Regions from separate parts of the Homo sapiens genome. Here all the other regions are linked to region 1. Evidence: chromatin contacts called from ENCODE Hi-C or POLR2A ChIA-PET data. All regions are on one chromosome and are shown on one strand. Each heading gives the region's core, a stretch centred on a gene start or an enhancer-like site at or near the end of the contact. The rest is flanking DNA. Distances are from core to core; before and after follow the strand shown.

Region 1 (3,938 bases), core at 1,013-3,512:
AACTTGCGGGGGCAGACTGCTGTTATGAAGAGTGTCATAACTTATACATGGGCCACAGGCCTGTGCAGTAATTCACCAAAGAAGACTTCCTATGACCACACCCGTGGGGAAAACATTGGCCTTGCTGTAATCAGATGTGTGTAATGAAAACTGCAGTTGGGAGCATCTTTTCCTGATCCAGCTGTTAAAGTTAATACCCAGTTCTGGCTAAAGTTCTGGCTAAAGTACTGGAGTAAGCAGAAACTTGCATCAATACTGGTGTGTCGGGGAGATGCAAACATGCGCGAGGGATATGGCAACAGCTACGCAGAGCCTAGGGATCTCCTTGACCCAAATATTCTATTTCTAAACATTTGTATTATGGAAGTGCACATCAGAGCGTTATTTATAAATAGCAATAAACAAAACAGGCCAGGCACAGTGGCTCACACCTGTAATCCCAGCACTTTGGGAGTCCAAGGCGGGCGGATCGCTTGAGGTCAGGAGTTGGAAACCAGCCTGGCCAAGAAGGTGAAACCCTGTCTCTACTAAAAATACGAAAGTTAGCCGGGCGTGGTGGCAGGCGCCTATAATCCCAGCTACTTGGGAGGCTGAGGCAGGAGAATTGCATGAACCCGGGAGGTGGAGGTTGCAGTGAGCCGAGATAGTGCCACTGCACTCCAGCCAGGGTGACAGAGTGAGACTCTGTCTCAAAAAAAAAGTAATTAATAAAAATGTAAACAAACAGATGAAACCCCTGCCCTTCAGAGCTTATAAAAAATGTGTAGTCATTTTCTAAAAAAAGTAATTTTTAAATTGATAAAGCCATTTACAAAAGAGTATGAGGCCATTTTAATTAATTAATTAATAATTATTATTATTTTTGAAACAGAGTCTCCCTCTGTTGCCCAGGCTGCAGTGCAGTGTCACAATCTTGGCTCACTGCGAATTCTGCCTCCTGGGTTCCAGCGATTCTCTCACCTCAGCCTCCTGAGTAGATGGGACTACAGGCATGCACCACCAGACCCAGCTAATTTTTGCATTTTTAGTAGAGACGGGGTTTCATCATATTGGCTAGGTTGGTCTCGAACTCCTGAACTCAAGTGATCTGCCCACTTCAGCCTCCCAGAGTGCTGGGATTACAGGTGTAGCCACCGCGCCCAGCAAGCCCCCCCTTTTTTTTTTTTAATACAAGCATCTATCTGTCTATCATCTATGTACTTAAGTATAAATTAATGCCAAAATGTATGTTAAAGATTATCTGAATGGTTGGAATTAAGACGGTTTGTTTACCTGCATTTGCTTTTTATTCTTTTTGCTTTGTTTTTTGAGACCGAGTTTCGCTCTGTCTGCACTGGAGTGCAATGGCGCAATCTCGGCTCACGGCAACCTCGGCTTCCAGGGTTCAAACGATTCTCCTGCCTCAGCCTCCCGCGTAGCTGGGATTACAGGCTACATGGCGCATGCCACCATGCCCAGGTAATTTTTGTGTTTTTAGTAGAGACGAGATTTCACCGTGTTGGCCAGTCTGGTCTCGATCTCCTGACCTCGCGATCTGCCCGCCTTGGCCCCCAAAGTACTGGGATTACAAGTGTGAGCCACCGCGCCCGGCCTTTTTTACCTGTGTTTTCTACAATGTACTTGTATAATAAAAGAAGGTGACAAGAAATAGGGGGAAATTGGTAACAAGCTTCATGTCTAACAATAGAGGATTGGCTGATGAAGTGTATGTCACATTTATTTACAATTAATGACGCCAATGAATAGTTTTTTTCAGTACCACGTGCTAGGCATTAGATGTTCTTTGGCTGTTCTGTGCTGTACATGTGACTATGCTTTTTGTTTAAAAGAAAAGGAGAAAAAGGAAAGGAAAGGGAAAAAAAGGAGAAGAGAGAGAAAAGAAAAGAAAAGAAAAGAAAAGAAAAGAAAAGAAAAGAAAAGAAAAGAAAAGAAAAGAAAAGAAAAGAAAAGAAGAAAAACAAAAGATAGAAAAAAAGGGAGGGGAGTAAGAGCAGGAGAACTCATGGCGTCCTGGGCGGGGCTGCCGGGCTCGCTCCCCGCAGGGCCCTCGTGGCTCCCCTGGCTCGCGCGCGCCCCTAGCGGGCGTCTGGGGTCCTGCGGGCCGTGCGGTCCCGTGTCATCGCGCTGGGCAGCCCCGGGTCCACAGGGCAAGCTGCGCCCCTGTTTTCTTTCCAGGGTCCCCTGCCCTCCAGCGAGCCTAGTTGAGCCCCAGCTGGACTCCAAGTCGAGCCTCTGCAGCCAGGTGTCCGCCAGATGTCTTCCACGGCCAGCAAGGGAACCGCCTGGGCACGCGTCAGTCTGGCCTGTTTCCTGATCCAGAAAATTATTTTCAGCTGCGCGTGACCTTCCACGGGGCCAGGACCGGAAAACTAGACAGCAGTGATCTTTTTAAAACCGTGGACTCTATGAACTAGGAAAGTCCCCTCCAAACTCGTCAACAGGAATTCACTGCTTATTGGTACCAGTTTGGGAAATCATTGTTTTTTAATTAAAAATCAGGGGGCTGGGAGGAAAGGAGGGTCCCCTGGCAGTCTTGGGTGGGCTGCAGGGCTGCAGGAACGTGACAGCAGGGGCAGTGGGGCTGTGGGAGGGTGCTCTGCCCGTGGGGCCAGCTTGTGATGGGCTGGGGACTGAGCTGTGCTCTGGGGACACACAGAGATTCCTCACTCAGCTGGGTGGCCTTATGTTCCCAGGGTTTTCCCACAACTTGTCCTGGCTGGGGGGCTGAGCTTGCCAGCCTTCCTGGGGAACAGCGGGCCAGGGCAGGACTCCATCCCCAGGAAGCACAGGTGAGGCTTACAAAACAGGTGCAGGACTTGCAGACGCAGCTCTCCTTTCAGCAAACCCTGCTGAGACGCAGAGCGGAGAAAACAGGAGGTGCCCCAGTTTCTTCTCCCGGGTAAGACTGAGAGCTGTCCTTGAACCTGATCGGCCAGAGAGAGTGCTGAGGAGAACCAGAGCATCCCGTGGGGCTCCCTGGGCTGGGCTCTGCCAGGTGGGTTTCCCAGGAGATCGGCCATGACAGCTGCTGTGTTGGGCACTCCTCCAGGGCAGGGGTGGCCCCGGGAGAACTTGGGCAGGAGGGGGCATGAGTCACACAGAGGGTGGCCCACTGGGTTTATGGTACCCGGAGTTGCAAACACTCAGGTGTGAGTCACCTGAGTGCACACGTGGCTGGAGGCAGACAGCCTCCCTTGCCCTCCCCTCCTCCAATCCCAGCTCCTGATGGTTGTACCCTCTCCTGTGCTGAGGGCAGCAGAGACTCATTAGCGAACTGGGGGCCCTGGAGTCGGAGAGCTGGCTTCCAATTCCGGCTCTAGTACCCGCGCTCAGGGACACTGGGCATGTGTTGTCACCTGCCTGTGCCTCAATCTCCTTAACTGCAAAATGGACATAACCTCCAGGCTGATGAAGACTAGGAGAGCAGAGGTCAGGGATGGGCCCCTTCATAGGGGCTCAGGGCCTTTCTGTTCCTCCATTGCTTTCTCCGGCCTGGCCCGCTGTGTGAGGCTGGCCGGCAGACATCTGTCTCTCTCTCAATTTTAAAAAATTTTTTTAGTAGGGACAGGATCTCACTGTGTTGCCCAGGCTGATCTCAAACTCCTGGCCTCAGGCGATCTGCCCACTTCGACCTCCCAAAGTGCTGGGATTGCAGGGGTGGCATCTGTTGGCCTCAGGAAGCAGGCCCAGGCTGCACTCCTGCCCTTGTCCCCCACCTTCCCCGGCAGGCTGGTTTGGCGGTCCTGCCCTCTCCACCCCCACTCTCCCCCATGGGGGAACACAGGCATCAGTGGAGAGTTGCCCATTTTTCAGAAGCGGGATGACAAGCCCCTGCTGCCTTTCACCAATGCCCGTGAATGCACCTGCTTGGGAATCCTCTTTGGAATCTCCCTGAGGTCTTCTGCCCCTCCCCGTGTCTCCCTCATTAAACCACATTT
Region 2 (3,778 bases), core at 326-2,825, 170 kb after region 1:
CTCTGAAAAATTGGACAATTCCTAAAAGTATGAAAAAAGTATTCCTTGCTTTCTATCTAAAGAACATCCAAGCCCAGCCTTCGTGGAATCAGTCCGCTGTCATTACTTATCTTAACACATGACTCATGCTTGAGACTCTCAATAGAAATTATATCTGATCTCAGCTATTAACAAACTAGTTCCAGTGGTTCCTAATGAAAGCTCAGATAAGACTATCTCTCTCTCTGAGCTTGGTGATATATTTAATTCTTAAGTAGAGTAACTGTGTCTTTTCCCAATCAGCAGAAAATAATATAATTTTCTTAAAATCTTTGATACTCATAACTATTTCCCTATGGTGTTGAGAGAGAACAAAATAAAAATCAGAAAATACATATGAATAGGAAAATCTTGAAGCATCTGATCGCACCTTATCTGAGCATGGTGGCTCTTTCATAGGTATGTTTTTTCATGGTTTTGCTTTTAGCTTAGATGTTCTCCTAGAAAAACTGTCTCCAGTTTACATGTTGAAATTATACGTATCAATATTTCAAGTCACTTGGCAAAGAGTATGGTACTTTTATTCTCAGATGTTTGGATTTCCTGGATAAGCGGAGAGCCATTGTTTAAAAATATAAAAATACATAATGTAAATTATACATTATATATACATACATACACACGATATATCCACACATACATACATACATACACACACACACACACACACCCTACCATTCCCTTTTTTTTTTTTTTTTTTTGAGACAGTGTCTTCTCTGTTGCCCAAGCTGGAGTGCAGTGGTGTCAACACAGCTCACTGCAGCCTCAACCTTCCAGGCTCAAGTGATCCTCCCACCTCAGCTTCCCAAGTAGCTGGGACTACAGCCATGTACCACCTGGCTAATTGTTTTAATTCTTTTTAGAAATGATGTCTCGCCATGTTGCCCAGGCTGGTCTCGAACTCTTGGGCTCAAGTAATCCTCCCACCTTGGCCTCCCAAAGTACCAGAATTACAGGCATGGGCCACTGCACGCAGCCTATTGTTAACATTCTGTATCATACTAATGCTTACTTTGTTTTTCTCTTCGTACTGCCGCCTAGATTCAGCCAGCTGTTCTTCAAGCTCCAGCAACATATCTTTTAGGGTATCAACCTGGTACATGAAGTTTGTCTTTTCATTGTCTAGCTGAGCATTGGAAACCATAGCCTTCTTATATTTCTCTTCAACTTCTGCTAGAGAGTCCTGTGGAAAGCAGGTCATATTTTTGAAATTGCAATAAAAAAATCAAAACAAAGAATCATTCAGTATTCTGTTAAAAAAAAACCCTCAGTCCTAAACTTAGACTATATTTCTTAGAGCAAATGGATCAGAAGAAGAAACACATGGCAATTTCAAATGCATGGAAATCCCCCTTTTCAATTTGGTCAAATTCTCATTGCTCAGAAAATTCACTATTAAAAGCAATGGACACACTCATTAGAACAAACGAGATACCAGTATGGAAAGGGATGTGGTCACAGAGGCAGTAGAGTCTCTGGCCCCACTCAGTAGCTGGGGAATCCCCCCAGCACGGCGTCCTAGGGCTGGGTGTCAGGCTGTTCAACAGATTTCTGAAGAATCACTCGAGGCGTGTGACCAGCCCTTGTGAAAGAGCCAGTGTGTGATGGCTGAGATAATTACATAGGGCCACAAGCCAGTGACTGCCAACCAGCCCTACTCTGGCTTATGAACCAGGAAAGGAGCAGTAGTGAGTTCAGATTTTTGACTCATAGGAAAATGGCAGGCAGATCTCACTGGGTAGGTCCTGGAAAGACAAAGGTCATTCCCTTTGAAGGACAGTCCAGAGAAAGAGGCCTGTAAAATACGCATGGCGATGCCCTCACGTGCCTCACACCCTTGCAGGTCCCCAAACATGAGGAGGGGAAGGCGATTCCAAAACAGAGAGGCAGAACCTTCAGGGCGCATACATGCAGAGCTAAAGGCAGCGGCAAGAGCTGCCAGTTCAGGTGCAGCAGAGGCTACCAGGGGGCTGGAGGGACCAGTGCTGGTCTAGCTCTGTACCTCCACACCAGGACAGCTGCTTCACGTGGGACCAGCGGGTCTCCGGTTGGTTCAGTGGCTCCCCAGCAGCATTTTTTCTTTTTTGAAACAGTGTCTCGCTCTGTCACCCAGGCTGGAGTGCAGTGGCACGATCTCGGCTCACTGCAGCCTCCACCTGCCAGGTTCAAGTGATTCTCCTGACTCAGCCTCCCAAGTAGCTGGGATTACAGGTGCGCACCACCACACCTGGCTAATTTTTATATTTTTAGTAGAGACGGGGTCTCACCATGTTGGCCAGGCTGGTCTCAAACTCCTGACCTCCGGTGATCCACCCACCTCGGCCTCCCAAAGTGTGGAATTACAGGCGTGAGCCACCACGCCTGGCCAAGTGGCTCCTTTTCGCATGAATTGAAAGCCAGAGTCTTATTTTTCCCCCTTTCAGGAAAGGTGGCAGATATGAAGATAGTGAATTAGTCATGATCGATGTCACCTCCTCTGTCTGGTGCCCTTTGATATTAAATTCAAATGATCTTGCAGGTACTTTCTAGGGGGCTGAAAAGGAAGTAACAGATACGCCACCCACTTCCAGATCCATGATCCGCTGCTGCCTAAGGAAGACAGTCACTGATTGCCCACCTTACTGTCAAGGAACAGGGCAACCACATCTCCTGGCTGGTGCAATGAAGTCACTGCACACTCTAAAAGCAGTGTGCACACGCTCCAAGAAAGCCAATGCCATAGTCAGTCTTTACTTCAATTAGTAGCATTTTACAGGGTGCAAATAATTGGGATGTTTCAAAAGTGTGGCATGTGAGGACGGCCTTATTAGTAGACATCAGATATTTTGAGAAGCAAATCAACTGAAGCATTTTTGTATACAACTACTACAAAAAGTGAAGAAAACCAAGAACCTTCTTCAAGTGTCTGGCACACGCCTATGGGAAATGAGAAACTGGTTTTAAGCCTGGGGGAAGGATGGTAAGTCTAAGGCATGCATCAGGGAGTATGTTAGTAACCTTTTCTACTGGGCAGTTACATTTTCAATCTTGGTTCAAACAATGCATTTGGGAAAATGGTGAGTGTACACCCATGCCGGCACTCCTGCCATTGTGAGTTCTTCTACACCCTGGAGCCTATTTACAGTAAGCATGCACTTTGAATTTCTTCTTTAGGATGTTGTTTTTTTTTTTAAGTTAAGTTGGGTTAATATCGTGAGACCACACGTCTGTGAATTGGTACCTTCATCTCTTTCAATCCCTGCATGTATTTGCCTTCTACATCCTGAATCTGGTCCTTTAACTCATTGAGTTCCTGGGGGAAATGGCAAAAAAGGCAGATGATGTCAAGGGAAAACAGGTGATTCCCTAAATCTTTTATACTTCAGGGTAGTTTCTATTTGGGTAGTCTGAGCACCCAATTTTCTTTTTTATTTTATTAAGCGTTAAGGGAAAATAAACTTCAATATTTAAAGATTAAAGTTCAGGTGTATCCCATATGATATTTTTACATGATTTTATACAATTTTAGTGTATCTCATATGATTTTACACAGTTTAAAAAACAGACAAAATAGAGCCTCGGAAAACGGTACAGGTTATTTCAACTCCTATTTAGTAATTCATTCAAGCACTAGGAGTTCCTACTCTGTGCAATGTACAGTAAGATGCTAGAGGCAAAAATCAGTAGCACTTTTTCCCTGCATTTATGGAGCTCCAAGTCTCTACTTTGCCAAATTCCTGGTGCCGGGGACAGCATCTGG
Region 3 (3,604 bases), core at 952-3,451, 250 kb before region 1:
TGGGCAACAAGAGGGAAAGTCCGCCTCAACAACAACAGCAGCAGCAGCAACAAAAAACAAAGAAAAAAAAACACAAAAAAACCCCACAGATATTACAGTGAGAAAAGGAGGGTGGCTTATACCGCAAAGCTGTGGGGATGCGTATTCCCCACCCCCAATGCCAGGAAAACTAGAACTGTCACATTGAATCCATTGGTGTTCAGAAAGATTCCAGGGACGGTCTAGGGGGGTTTGATTCTGAAAGGGAGAGCATGTGGTTTTCAAACACAGGAACACGCACAGCTGCCCCTTCTTGGGCCTCGGTCTTGGATGCAGCCCCAAGCTGTGCAGTGTGTGCCCAAGGATGTTTCACCGAGGCTGGGCTCATTCTCAGCTTTATGTCTGGAAGTGGTGTAAGGCCTATGGTGTTATAAATTCTTGTATATTTACCATAACACCCATGTTTTTATTCAGTGATTTTTCTGGAGTTTGCCTAAGAAAGTACAGCACCTAATGTTTGAGGTAATTAATAATTCTGTTAATTGGCGAAGAGAAGGATAGTCTCAGTTTTGATGTATAACATCCTATCCACAAATACTTGTAAGTAGTTTAAACCTTTGTCTCAGAAATTAAGTGGGTTTAAACAAATCTTAGCCTGGCCAGGCGCTGTGGCTCATGCCTGTAATCCCAGCACTTTGGGAGGCTGAGGCAGGTGAATCACCTGAGGTTAGGAGTTTGAGACCAGCCTGGCCAACGTGGTGAAACCCTGTCTCTACTAAAAATACAAAAAATTACCCGGGCGTGGTGCCGGGCACCTGTAATCCCAGCTACTCAGGAGGCTGAGGCAGGAGAACAGCTTAAACTGGGAAGGTGGAGGTTGCAGTGAGCCAAGATTGCGTCATTGCACTCCAGCCTGGGCAACAAGAGTGAAACTCCATCTCAAAAAAAAAAAAAAAAGAAAAAAGAAAAAAAAAACCTTAGCCTTTGAATAGTTGGACAAATATTTATTTTATCTCCATCTCCAGGCCCTTTTTTTATTTTTTATTTTTTGGTTGGGCCTAAAACCCGTTTATATTTCTCCCTGGTGTTGTAGGTTCATTTTGTTGGCCTGTGATGGGCTCTTCAAGGTCTTTACCCCAGAAGAAGCCGTGAACTTCATCTTGTCCTGTCTCGAGGTGAGAAATCTCACACGGGGGTGGTGGTTGTCCCAATTGTGTCTTAGTTTTCAGAGAAGTAGAAGTTCTGAGACCCCATTTCCTCCCATTGTGGGACAGCCCTTGTGCCCTTTTTCAGTGTGAACTCTGCCTACTGACTCACTGGTCAGTTTGTCCTGCCAGCCCTGATGGAGACCAGAGCAGCTCTTCTTCCTGGCAGTCATGTCTCAGGAAAGTGACAGGGTGCGGGGTCACTCCATTCACTCATTCCCTTTCTCATCTGGTAGGATGAAAAGATCCAGACCCGGGAAGGGAAGTCCGCAGCCGACGCCCGCTACGAAGCAGCCTGCAACAGGCTGGCCAACAAGGCGGTGCAGCGGGGCTCGGCCGACAACGTCACTGTGATGGTGGTGCGGATAGGGCACTGAGGGGTGGCGCGCGGCCAGGAGCACGCATGGTATTGACTTAAAAGGTTCATTTTGTGTGTGTGCACATTGTGTGTTTTGTGTACTCCTGTGGGACTCCCATGGTTGTAAATAAAGGTTTCTCTTTTTTTTTCCTAGTCTTTTGAGTTATTATACTGTGAGCACCTCTTGACCCTTCAGAGATTGTGTTTGCTTTTGAATATGCTGTCTTTCCTTGTTAAAACCATTATAGGCATCTTGGACTGGCTCGTAGTGGCCTGCAGGCTGCTGGTTGTGTGATGTTTTGTAGTTCACGGGCATTTTGCTGTGCTTTCACTGTCATGATGACCCTGGTTGGGGAAGTGGCATGTTGCAATGAAGAGACCCAGGGGATGACTGGTTAGTCAAGGCTAGGCCCAGACCAGGGCTTTGGGAACCCTCTAGCTCTTTTCAGTTTTCCCTATGGAAATAGTGTTGCAAAATGTTACATAGCATGAGCTCAGGCTTAGCCAGGAAATAGACTCATAGACAAGGTTACTCATGCATCAGACCTGCCAGAAACAGTACAGAATTAGCCATTCTCATTCCATTGGTGAGAGCTGCAGTCTGGTGGAAGGAGTCTGTGGAGGACTCGGTTCAGTGGCTTCCATCTGGACTCCCTGGGTGTAGGTGTGCACCTTCCTGTTGGAGCAGGCAGCCGGCTGCTCAGCATGGCCCGGAAATTCTGCTTCCCACGTGAGGTAGGTGTGGGGAGTTGGCCCTGTGCTGGAATGAGGTTAATCTTTGCAATAACACCTCAAAGGGGGACACTTCTGTTAAAGATGTTAAAAGCATGAAAAGAGTGCATGAAGAATAATAAGCTCAGAAGAATAAGCTTTAAAATACTTTTCAAGCACTTGTTTATATAGAAAACGTCATCATTATGACTGTAAGTAGTTTTTAGTAAAGCAGCTCTTGGATCCTTTTGTGTAAATGTTTGGCTCAGGATGATGTAAGATTCTAAAAATTTGCGTTTTCAGAATCTGTTTTGTAATGTTCCCTGGCCCCCACCCAACACACACACATGGTTTTATCACCCAGTTGATTGAGTGGAATTGGTATCCATGCTGCGAGGACCTCAGTGGTAAAGGCTTCATGTAAACCTTAGATGCCTCCTGGGGGTCTGTTGTGTAAAAGCCACAAGTAAGAACTGAACGAAGTGTTGGTGCTGCCCCTTCCTTCCCCAGGGAGTTTTAAGAGCCAAGTACCCATTTCAGTTTGAGGACTGGGACATTGTACAGTGTGGCCTCATTGAAGAAAAGAGCCCTGGCACCCCAGAATCAGGAAATAGAACCATTCATTTGGTAACTATCTTCCTATAGCAAACCAGGTGTTTGCACACTGATGTCTGTGACTCATACATCCCTATGTCCCACTGTTCCCGAGAGGCTTGACCCTAGTTTCCCAGGAAGGTTCACTCCCAGCCTTCAAGGGAGTCCCTCCCACGTAGAGGCTGGAGGCCATCTCCACTTCACCTTCCAGGTTCCTCCTTACTGTGCTTAGTTTAGTGAACCTGGGCTAAAGGATTGATTCCGGATCTTAAGGTCTGCCTTTTGTTTTGTAACTGTTGTGTCACATAGTTCTTAAGTAAGTACTTGAACCACCCCACGAAGTCAGTTATATAAATATATTCCACTTGGCAGTATTTATTAGACAATAAATACTTTAATAAATTGCTGCATAACACACTGAGAAAAATGAAAGAGATGTGGATATGTGGCTTTTACAAGAGTGAAAGATAAGTTCTCTAGAATATCTGTGCCCAGTGGATACAAAGTGAAATCTAGATAAGGGCGTGGCCACATCACCCCCTTATCAAAACACACGGATGCAGTACCCAGGCCAGCCCAGTACTTCTAGGTAGGGTGGGTGTGAGTCCTACTGAGAATCGCACCAGGCCTTTCCCAGGGCAGAGTGTTTGGTTTTTGTGTGTTACTGCACTTGGGGATGGAGATGTTTGATTCGATGTTGGGGTTTGGAAGCTGGGCTCCTGGGGATCATTCGGGCCTGGTGGCAGCCACCTCATCC

What was found. Hi-C counts contacts between places; a loop is a spot of excess contacts on that map. ChIA-PET counts read pairs that join two places held with the same protein, here RNA polymerase II (POLR2A). Pooled maps may share reads with other maps.
Region 2: a pooled map shows a loop between it and region 1 (2.1-fold over the local background). The contact joins two enhancer-like sites. A Hi-C loop is called at or near these places in 1 of 50 pooled maps. POLR2A ChIA-PET finds 5 or more read pairs at or near these places in 2 of 52 experiments (WTC11 and naive thymus-derived CD8-positive, alpha-beta T cell).
Region 3: a loop to region 1 is called in a map of CD8-positive, alpha-beta T cell, with 1.8 times the contacts of the local background. The contact joins two enhancer-like sites. A Hi-C loop is called at or near these places in 1 of 168 maps with a recorded cell type or tissue (CD8-positive, alpha-beta T cell) and 4 of 50 pooled maps. POLR2A ChIA-PET finds 5 or more read pairs at or near these places in 2 of 52 experiments (AG04450 and H1).

What each region holds. Positions count from the first base shown.
Region 1 is chr2:237,921,960-237,925,897 of GRCh38, reverse strand. LOC105373960 (a long non-coding RNA gene) reads left to right here. Exons shown (of 3, transcript XR_924046.3): 2 at 2,176-2,458; 3 at 2,841-3,012. Among named protein-coding and RNA genes, the nearest start is that of UBE2F-SCLY, 43 kb to the left of the region's middle. RefSeq lists a silencer at 1,966-2,175. Within about 2 kb of position 2,262, at least 20 of the 41 ENCODE cell types and tissues checked have a DNase peak (open chromatin) inside an H3K27ac peak, as active enhancers do.
Region 2 is chr2:237,750,753-237,754,530 of GRCh38, reverse strand. LRRFIP1 (LRR binding FLII interacting protein 1) reads right to left here. Exons shown (of 24, transcript NM_001137550.2): 14 at 3,260-3,331; 15 at 1,052-1,222. Among named protein-coding and RNA genes, the nearest start is that of RBM44, 46 kb to the left of the region's middle. RefSeq lists an enhancer at 1,401-1,450. Within about 2 kb of position 1,575, at least 3 of the 41 ENCODE cell types and tissues checked have a DNase peak (open chromatin) inside an H3K27ac peak, as active enhancers do.
Region 3 is chr2:238,168,493-238,172,096 of GRCh38, reverse strand. It overlaps ERFE (erythroferrone), which reads right to left. Exons shown (of 8, transcript NM_001291832.2): 8 at 3,207-3,604. It overlaps ILKAP (ILK associated serine/threonine phosphatase), which reads left to right. Exons shown (of 12, transcript NM_030768.3): 11 at 1,073-1,154; 12 at 1,421-1,695. The coding sequence ends at 1,561. Among named protein-coding and RNA genes, the nearest start is that of ERFE, 11 kb to the right of the region's middle. Within about 2 kb of position 2,201, at least 15 of the 41 ENCODE cell types and tissues checked have a DNase peak (open chromatin) inside an H3K27ac peak, as active enhancers do.